Linked DNA regions of Homo sapiens: all the other regions are linked to region 2. A link is a contact called in ENCODE Hi-C data. All regions are on one chromosome and are shown on one strand. Each heading gives the region's core, a stretch centred on a gene start or an enhancer-like site at or near the end of the contact. The rest is flanking DNA. Distances are from core to core; before and after follow the strand shown.

Region 1 (3,118 bases), core at 501-3,000, 320 kb after region 2:
TGCATAAAACTAACTCTCACACAGGCACCCCTTCCCCTAAAAGTAACAATGACACAAATGAAGGGAACAAAAGCCTCCTATCATCAAAAAAATATCACTTTTCATAAGGTAAATCCTCTCAACACATTAAGGAAGACAAAAAGAAACTCAGCATGTCTCAATTTCAAAAAGGTTCTATTTTTAAGCAAGGCACAATTATTGGTAGGAAAATAGGTCTGAATATTAAATGACTTGCCCGAAAATAGTGTAACCATTCCTTGAGCACAGCGAGCCTGATAATTTTCTCGGTATATTTTCTAGTACCCAGATAGTGCCTAGCATTTAATTGACTCCTGATACATGCTTAGAGAACTGAATAGGACTAAAATACAAGGAGAAAGTTAAACATTCGTCTAAATTGCTCTCAAACCTCTATGATCCCTACTACTTGAGTTGTTTGACAAATAAGAGTTACAGTTTTTTAGATGATGTCATATACTACTCAATTTGTTGTCAACAAAGAGTTTCAGTAACACCTGAAATCCATGCTAAGTGCAGTACAAAAGACAGAAATAAATTATACTATATACCATAATCATAAAAATAGTTCAATACATATGTATTTATTAACTTAAAAGCCTGCAGTCTTTTGACCTCAAGAAACCTCCAATCTAGTGGGAAGGTGAGAAGTGCATACTAAGAAAAACTATAGAAAAATCTGATATATAATCCAATTAAATTATTTTTAAAAGGAAAAAGCCAAGTTGTACAGATATTCATGTAAGGGAAAAAATAATGTAGACAGAAAAGCTTTATATAGGTTGTGAAATAAACTAGCCCCTTTGGGGAAAATACAGCAAGGGAGAGTAAGGAACTGATCAAATGGCAGGCGGGGGAGGAGGGTTAAGATAAGAACATTCCAGATGGGAGGATCATTAAGGTAGGCTGGGCACAATGGTGCATACCTGTTGTCTCAGCTACTTAAGAGGTTGAGGCAGGAGGATCACTTGAGCCCAAGAGTTGGAGACCAACCTGGGCAACATAATGAGACCCTGTCCCCCCAAAAAAGGGTATTCCAGAGATGTCACAAACAACATAATGAAAAAATATGACTCTTCCTCAATTCCAGAGTAAGACATAATAGGCAAGAAAACATAATAGGCAACACTTACTTGAGAAACAGCCTCTGAATCCTCAAGTCTTGACCACCCTAGGAGAGTAGATGATAATCAACTCTTTTTAACTTCTCTATGATACAGAAAAGAGCCAGAGCCACAGAGAAGGATAAAGAGAACAGCTCTCTGAAAGTCCTCCTACAAACTACAGGAAATAAAATCATTGAGAAGGGAGAAAAGGAGAGCTGTACACTTCTAAATCTTGACATTGCTCAGCAAAGCACCTTGCCTTAATAAAAATGAAATCTTCACAAGTTATACATATTTAATTTACTGATTCAAAGATGAGTCAGAAGAGGAAAACAATAGTTGTGAACCTTTCAGTGGGAGGAAGAGATGTTTTCTAAAGTGTTCCCAAAGCCTTTCCGAGGTCAATCTTGTCCTGAGGTTGCAGTAAATGCATAGAATTTGTATTCTTAGAAGTGGCTTGATGAGACCAGAGTAATCATAATTCTTATGAAGTAGATGTCATTAATCAATAGGAGGGGATATAAAAAGTCACACTTCTCCCTCCCTGTGCCAGGAAGGAGGATGGCATTCCATTTCTGGATGTATGCCATAGCCGGCAGTGACTCATCCTATGCCAACATACCACAGGGACGTGAGGGGAAAAGGAAGAAGTGAGGACTGTGACAGCCCAGGAAAGCAGTGGCCACCATAATCAATCCAACACAAGCCTTTTGTAATAGCTTCATTAATAAGAGTTTTGCTGAATCAGAGGCCTTTAGAGCTGGAAGAGGCTTCAGTGAGCATGTAGTAAAAAACCCTCTTTTTACAGATGAGCAAACTGAGTCCCAGAGGAAGATATGACTGCTCCAAGGACAGAAAGCAAGTGAATGGCAGAGACCAACACAGAGCCAGGAGCCCTCGATCACATCTCTGTACTACTACTCCTTTCGTAACAATCACAATAATGATGAAAACGTCCCAACCATCTGCATTCCAGAAACCATTTGTAGGTTGGTTGGGGAACTTAGTGTCCCCATAAAAATCATGATGTGTGAGATGGGGCTTTGGAGAGCAGTGATGAAATATTTAAGGGGACTGGAGTTGGGGCAGGGGGGTAATGACAGTTTCCAGATTAGTCCTTAAAACTTACTTCATCTAAAATCTATTGGAATAACCACTCTACAAATGAAACATGATTACAGCCAAGTCCCTTCCATAGCATTCCTATGGAATAATGCAGTTGGAATATAGGTGAAGGAGGCAAGCATGTACATTGTACCCTGAATGCCAATGACTCTTGCCAGAGAATCATGGATGGAATGTGGATGGAGGAGCTGTGTTCCAGCAGCATTAACTCTGCACTAATAGGAAAGGCAAGTCTTTCATTCAGTCACTGCCTAGTTGTCCTGATAAGAGGGTAAAAGGGAAGCAACAAAGGGTAGTGCTTTACTGTGCCACTCCCCCATTCAGATGTAGGCTTTACTAAGTCTGGTTCTCAAGATCCAGGTGTGTGACTGACCCACTGTGAGCTTTGCACTGAACTGGATTCTTTCATATGGTCTAGCTTGTAAGCAAAGACTGACCATTGCTGAATGGCTAGGGAGGATTGGATATAATTGCACTGACAACAACAATAAAGATAACAGATAGCTAAATGTTACTGTTTATATATTATTATGTGCTGCGTAATATGCTAACAATTGTACATATGTTGTTGGTACTCTTTACACCATTTAGGTTGATGATATTATCCTCACTTTATAGAAGATGAAACTGAGGCTTAGGACAATAAAACAACTTATTCAGTACAGTTTATAAGAAATCGAGGATACTAACACAGAATTGTCTGACTCACAAGTTTAGCCTTGCAAAAATGCCATAAAATAAAGCCCTTCAAGCCATATTGGATTCTACTTTGGGCATAATTAGCACTGGATACCAGTCAAATGCCACAGCCTCAGGTGTCACTGAGCTAGGATGTGGCAAGACTAAAATGTGATGATTTTCATTCATCA
Region 2 (3,374 bases), core at 203-2,702:
TAGACACATCCACAAATAATGTTTAATCAGATATCTGGGCATCCCATGACTCACTCAAATTTACACTTAAAGTTAACCACCACATAAGCTCGTAGTTGTAAAAAAAGGCTGCAAAGATACTGGTTTTCCATCTCAGGGGTGAAAGAGATATCCTCTGCCAGACATAGTTTAGCAACAGGCTGGGCAGGCAACCTGTGAGGTGGGGGAAGGAAACCACTCAGGAAATAATTGAAGCAGAATATTGTAATTGTTAAGAGCTTGGCTTTGGATTCTATCACTTGCTAGCTATGTGACCTTGAACAAGTTACTTAACTTCTCTAATCTGTAGATTTCTTATTTGTGGAAATGGAATAATATGTTCCTTATGGAATTGTATGCATTAAATAGGATAATCCATATAAAGGGCTTAGTGCAGTGCTTGGCTCAGAGTAAGATATCAATGAATATTAGCCATCATCGTCATTATTATTAAAGAAAAACAAAGTTTGAGCCTTCTGGAATCTGGATAAACACACTGAGAACATTATGCTTTGCTGTTGTTGTGGATACAGGGCCAGAATATTACTAGACATAGAGCTGACATTTAGAAAGAAAATATAAGCCACAGAGCCAGTAAGTGTCACAGGTAGGGAAGCTGGGTTTCAAAGTGAAGCTTTCTGCCTGCTGGCCCTGTATTCTTAGTAATATGATAGCAGAAACAGCAATTACGATAGACTGTTTTATTAGAGAAATAAATGATTTTTAAATATCTCTATGTACACGGTCTCTGAATAAAAAACTTCAGACCCACTCCTCTGATTATAAGATGCCAACATTGTCTTACACAGGGCCTGGTGAATAATGCACCATTACTGAAGGAGAGGTGGTAAGAAAAAGCAGACAAATTCAAGAAAACAAGGAAATAAGGGAAGAACAAAGAGCAAGTGGACTCCATTGTGTCTGAGTGCAGGGATGGATTCTAAGGCTTTCCTATGAATTTGTTAGGACCGCACTTAGAACTGCAGAGTTCCAACAGCTTCCTTAAAACATTTCATTTAACATTGTTATGCTCAAATAATTAAGAGTTGACTAGTAAACAGATGTCAGATGTTCAGAAATCTCACTTAATATAATTAAAACACATATACTGAATGCTCAGATAAATATGCTTTGGCCATGAGAATTTTTTAGATACTCATTAAAATCCATATTTAGCAATCTAACATAGCTTTTTAAAGTACTTTCTTTGTGGTAAGAAACTACTTTCATTTTTTAATGTGTCCCTCAGAGAGAAGAATAATTAGAAGAATTGAAAAACATACACAGTAAGGGCCATGGAAATGGTGATTATGTCTGTATTCTCTCCTAGTGTTTTGTCTACACTCAGCTGTCTTTCTGGCATTTCCTACGTGATTCACTAAGACTGCCTTGTTGTGGCAACAACTGAGTATTTCATTTATCACCTCCGTATCTCTTGTATTACTGAATGACTAAGTATTTGTGCAAATGCTGACCCCTTCAGTATACTGCCAAAGAATGGCACTGTAAAACATGAATATTACAATAAAAAAACATGAATCACATCTGTGTTGAGGTTCTTTATTGTTGTTTTTCTCCCTTTTAGTTATTTATGTAAAGCAGGATAGAGACTTTATGTAAAAAAAATTTAAACAATAGGTAAAAATTGAAAGTCCTTGTGAAGTCTTTCCTCTTAATTTCTTCTCTAGAACTGTCACTGTGATTGTTTTCTTGTTTATTTCTCTAGAACTTTTCCTTTACATTTACAAAAATAAAACAGACACATGAATGCACATAAAAGCTCATGTATACTTATAGCTTATTTTCTTTTATAAAGAAATAAGAAGAATTATTTCTTTATAAAGAATTACAATCCAACTAGATATATTGCTCTGTAACTTACTATTGTTATTTCCTAATATGACTTAAGGATCTTTTCATGTTATTAGATGTAGAATTATCATATTCTTGAAACTCTACAATGTGGATACATCAGAGGTTGCATTACTTTTTATGAATTGGTAGATTTATATTATTTTCAATTTTTCCTCGTTACCTAAAATGCATGTACATGATTAATCATGAGTATGCATGTATAACCTCATAGGTGAGGCACCTAAACAGTTCGTGGTTGGGCCAAAGACAATACTTGTGCACAGGTACTATTACATTGACCTCCTCAAAGGCTGTACATATTTATACTCTTATGTATTTCCCCTCATATATGCCAACATATGATACTGGTAATGTTTTTATTTAAATCTAATATGTATTTTAATTTGCATTTTTCTAGGTAATACTAAATGTGAAGTCATTCCTTTATACTTATCAACTATTTTTATTTATTTTCTGAGACACAATCTCACTCTGTCACCCAGACTGGAGTGCAGTGGTACAATCATGGCTCAGGGCAGCCTCCACCTTCTGACCTCAAGTGATCCTCCCACTTCAGCTTCCCCAGTCGCTGGGACTACAGGCACAAGCCACCATGCTGGACTAATTTTTTATTTTTTGTAGAGATGGAGTCTTCCTATCTTGCCCAGGATGTTCTCAAATTCCTGGTCTCAAGTGATCATTCTGCCTTGGCCTCCCAAAGTGCTGGGATTACAGGCTTGAGCCACCATGCGAGGCCTCTGTTATATTTCTTCTGTGAGTTACTTGATCATAGGCTTTGACGCTATCTATGAATTGCTTTGCCTTTTCTTTTTAAAATATATTTGAAATTTGTATAATCCAGATAATAATCTAATGTTTTATTCTATTTTGACAAATTTTTTCCCAGTGTACCACTTGTCTTTTATCTGTTTTTATAATATTGAGGATTTCAGATTTGTGGGGTCAAAATTATTTATCTTATTTTATGCAATTCTCACATTCCTTAGGAAGGGCTTTATATCAAGGTCATAGCTTTTTTTTTATTTAATTACTTTTATTTTCAAATAGAAGAAGCCATTTAATAGATTTTCATTTTTTTAAATAAAGCTTTAAAAGGATATTTGTCCTTTTCTTTGCAAATGTGTAGGTCACATTTGCCAATCATTATTATTATTATTATTATTATTATTATTATTATTATTATACTTTAAGTTCTGGGATACTTGTGCAGAATATGCAGGTTTGGTACATAGGTATACACATGCCATGGTGGTTTGCTGCACCAATCAACCCATCATTTACATTAGGTATTTCTCCTAATGCTATCCCTCCCCCTATCCCCCCAACCCCCTGACAGGACCCGGTGTGTGATGTTCCCCTCCCTGTGTCCATGTGTTCTCATTGTTCAACTCCCACTTATGAGTGATAACATGTGGTGTTTGGTTTTCTGTTCCTGTGTTAGTTTGCTGAGAATGATAGTTTCCAGCTTCATTCATGTCCCT
Region 3 (3,262 bases), core at 201-2,700, 260 kb after region 2:
ACTGGTTTAAAGGAAACACATGCGAAGGGGGAAAGTTACTTATATGAGTCAGGTGTTAACCATTAGGTTTATTGTGGTCAGCGGCTTTGGGATTTGTTGGGTTTTGGGTCAGTGAAATGAACAGAGGGCTATATTGCAAAGAACCACACAGAGAGGAAAAGTTTTAACTAGGCCAAAGGTGATGGAGTATAATTGAATTTCAAATACCTATGTCTGGCATAAAAATGGATCCCGAGGCAGCAACTGTATTAAACAAATTGATGTAACTCATTACTCGAATTAGTAAATAAAAAAGGTAATAAATATATGTATCTGAACAAAATAGCTGAACCTGTAATTAAGTTTAATAACATATACTAGTAAATTCTAGGGTAGATTTTTGAGCCATTTTAGATCTTGCATTCTACAAACTTTAAAAGACTACTTAAATAGTGATTCTTCTACCATTAACAAAATAATTCATGGTGAATGGCAATTTGTTTACAGTAATAATATATTTATTTACCATCAGCAATATAATATATAGTTTTAAACCTCAGACCAATGTCCTATCTTTCTTTTGTTCAAAGAATCATCTTTATGGTCTTAAGGCAGAGGATAAACAGCACATTCCATAATGGAGTAAAGTTTTCCTTCAACATCTCAACATTCATAATGAAAGCTAGTCAAGTTTGAAAATATTTTCTTTCACTTCAATCAGACATTACTGGATTAGCTACTTTATGAGTCTATTCCTGCCTGGTCTAGGTTCTTTCTAATTTTCTAAAATAATTTAACTAACAATACTTCTTAGTCCTGGAACTTCAAAGAACATTGACACTCTAAAGAAATGTAATTAACCTCTAGTTCAGAGATGTTTGTGGGATTTTATCTTATTTATCAGCTCTAATAATTTGGTAGTTGCTGCCAGAGTACTATATTGAGAATGATTCTGAGGTTATATCTGGTCTCAGGATGGAAGAATACAATGATCAATTAGTAATGTCTGGCATAGGAAAAAGAGGGATGGCAATGTAATTGCCACTTACTTCCCATCCCTACCATAAGTCAAATTTGTCATTTTAGACTGAGAAAAAAAAAAAAAACAAACAAAAACAGGCTTATCCAAGGTCTCACAGCTATTGAATGATAATGTTTAGTCTAAAAACCCACCATGACTTCGAAACAATATTTTTTGGGGAATAGACATTTGTCACTTTCCAACTTACCATCATCCACTTCCCAATATTTTTATTAGTCCTTTACTGTGTGCCAATGTGGTTGGAAGATGATTTCTAGTTCTTGATTCCTTTTGCTATTCCTTTCTCAACCACAGCAGCTGGGACCTTCCTCTACCTGGCTATACCACAGAACAGGCCAATAAGCTAGGCTTTGCTGATAAGGTGTTTGTTCTGGAACTCTGAATCTTAAGTAATGCAAAGAATGAGGAAATGGGGGAGGGAGGGTTGTTAGATGATCCCATAGCCAGAGTTCATGGATCAGAAAGTTGTTGCAGCATGATTTTGACTACATTTCCTGCTATCTTGATTTACAACTCTTGGTTTTCTAAACCTTAGACTACCAAGTTAATTGTCACTTCTGGGAAACTGATGTCTTTCCAATGCATCTCCTTTTTCTTAAGGCCAGAGATAGGTTCTGTTGCTTCAAACCAGAGATCTTGACTGATAATTTGTTTAGCTCCACAGTCATGAGCAAATGTTAGTGATGCAATGTTTTTCTCAGCCAAATTATACACTTATATTTTCAACCCACAAAAACTGAGTAAAACATTTTTCATTGAAAAATATAAAAGATTCTCCTGTGCCGAAATCATCAATGTTTGACATCAGAAAGTAGTAGGCTGAAGGGTATAAAATGATAAATACCAGTCATCATTTTGTCATTTGATAAAAACATCTACAGTCATGTTATTTCAGACAGTAGACCAGCACAATTATACCATGATATTGGGCCTCTTTTTTTTTTTTTTTTTTTTTTTTTGAGATGTAGTTTCGCTCATGTTGCCCAGGCTGGAGTGCAATGGTGCGATCTTGGCTCACTGCAACCTTGGCTCACCACAATCTCTGCCTCCTGGGTTCAAGTGATTCTCCTGCCTTAGCCTCCCGAGTAGCTGGGATTACAGGCATATGCCATCACGCCTGGCTAATTTTGTATTTTTAGTAGAGACAGGGTTTCTCCATGTTGGTCAGGCTGGTCTTGAACTCCCAAGCTCAGGTGATCTGCCCACTTCGGCCTCCCAAAGTGCTGGGATTACAGGCGTGAGCCACCGTGCCCAGCTGATATTGGTCCTCTTAACATATTTCAAATGTCATCAACATTATCTTATTCTTTCAATGGCAATCATGAAAAAGCAAAAATTAAATAGCTGAAATTACACAAAGACTTGGCTTTATGGATTAAATAAGAACTGACTGGGGAAAATTCCCTCACTTTCTCTGCTCTGTGTTCAGAATATATAATATCTGCTGACGCTAGGTAGTAAAAATATATATATATTTCTAAGATTAAAGTCTGGTTTACAGACATTTTGTTCACATAAGCTGTAACAAACTAGTAAAAAGTCTTACTACAAAAGTCTCCAGTAAAATACATTGGCAAATCTACTCCTAAGCCGTGGTTTACTTATCTGCTGTCAAGAAGAAAAGGTAAGTAGATATGCTGTATGAGAACCTTATAATGTATTTCCATCATACTGATATCACTTTGAGGCTATTCCATAGGGTATATATCACTCTTCTTGACTATTTACATTAAGACTCCATTTAACATTTTTTTCTTTTAGCCTTTCTGTCTTCATTAATGAAAAACGCTACATTAAGAAATTTCTGCTTGCTTTTCCTTCTTGTTTCATATAGAGACCCATGTGTAATCTGCAAAGTAGTCTGAAAAGAATGGCACAAGCAGTCAAAATATTTACATATTTCTCTGTAAAATATTTCATATAAAGATTTAACAGGCGTAAGTAAGCTATGACAAGCATGCTCACTTATCTGAAGAAAAATACTTTGAGCTGATTTTCTGGCACTGAAAGGAAAGCTGGCTAAGTGACATCTTCCTTTATGGAATGCAATGATTAAACCAATGAGTTGTGCTTTACCTTCTCCAGGAAGGTCAGTATGATATGGAGCTGCTTTCAGTGATGCCCAACATATTGCACTTGAACTTACAGAACCTGTCACTAATATCGGTAAGTAAAAGCAAGGCTTAATGTTGAGGTTAAAACAAAAATGAAAGGAATAGAGACCAAAAACAAAATAAAACT

The links. Hi-C counts contacts between places; a loop is a spot of excess contacts on that map. Pooled maps may share reads with other maps.
Region 1: a loop to region 2 is called in a map of endothelial cell of umbilical vein, with 7 times the contacts of the local background. The contact joins two enhancer-like sites. A Hi-C loop is called at or near these places in 6 of 168 maps with a recorded cell type or tissue (A673, Calu3, PC-3 and 3 more) and 3 of 50 pooled maps.
Region 3: a loop to region 2 is called in a map of endothelial cell of umbilical vein, with 9 times the contacts of the local background. The contact joins two enhancer-like sites. A Hi-C loop is called at or near these places in 5 of 168 maps with a recorded cell type or tissue (Calu3, IMR-90, PC-3 and 2 more) and 3 of 50 pooled maps.

The regions. Positions count from the first base shown.
Region 1 is chr11:28,700,868-28,703,985 of GRCh38, reverse strand. No RefSeq gene overlaps it. Among named protein-coding and RNA genes, the nearest start is that of LINC02758, 160 kb to the right of the region's middle. Within about 2 kb of position 1,750, at least 4 of the 41 ENCODE cell types and tissues checked have a DNase peak (open chromatin) inside an H3K27ac peak, as active enhancers do; they include endothelial cell of umbilical vein, where a contact is called at or near this core.
Region 2 is chr11:29,016,894-29,020,267 of GRCh38, reverse strand. All of the region lies in intron 1 of LINC02742 (long intergenic non-protein coding RNA 2742), which reads right to left. Among named protein-coding and RNA genes, the nearest start is that of LINC02742, 120 kb to the right of the region's middle. Within about 2 kb of position 1,452, at least 2 of the 41 ENCODE cell types and tissues checked have a DNase peak (open chromatin) inside an H3K27ac peak, as active enhancers do; they include endothelial cell of umbilical vein, where a contact is called at or near this core.
Region 3 is chr11:28,757,664-28,760,925 of GRCh38, reverse strand. No RefSeq gene overlaps it. Among named protein-coding and RNA genes, the nearest start is that of LINC02742, 140 kb to the left of the region's middle. Within about 2 kb of position 1,450, at least 4 of the 41 ENCODE cell types and tissues checked have a DNase peak (open chromatin) inside an H3K27ac peak, as active enhancers do; they include endothelial cell of umbilical vein, where a contact is called at or near this core.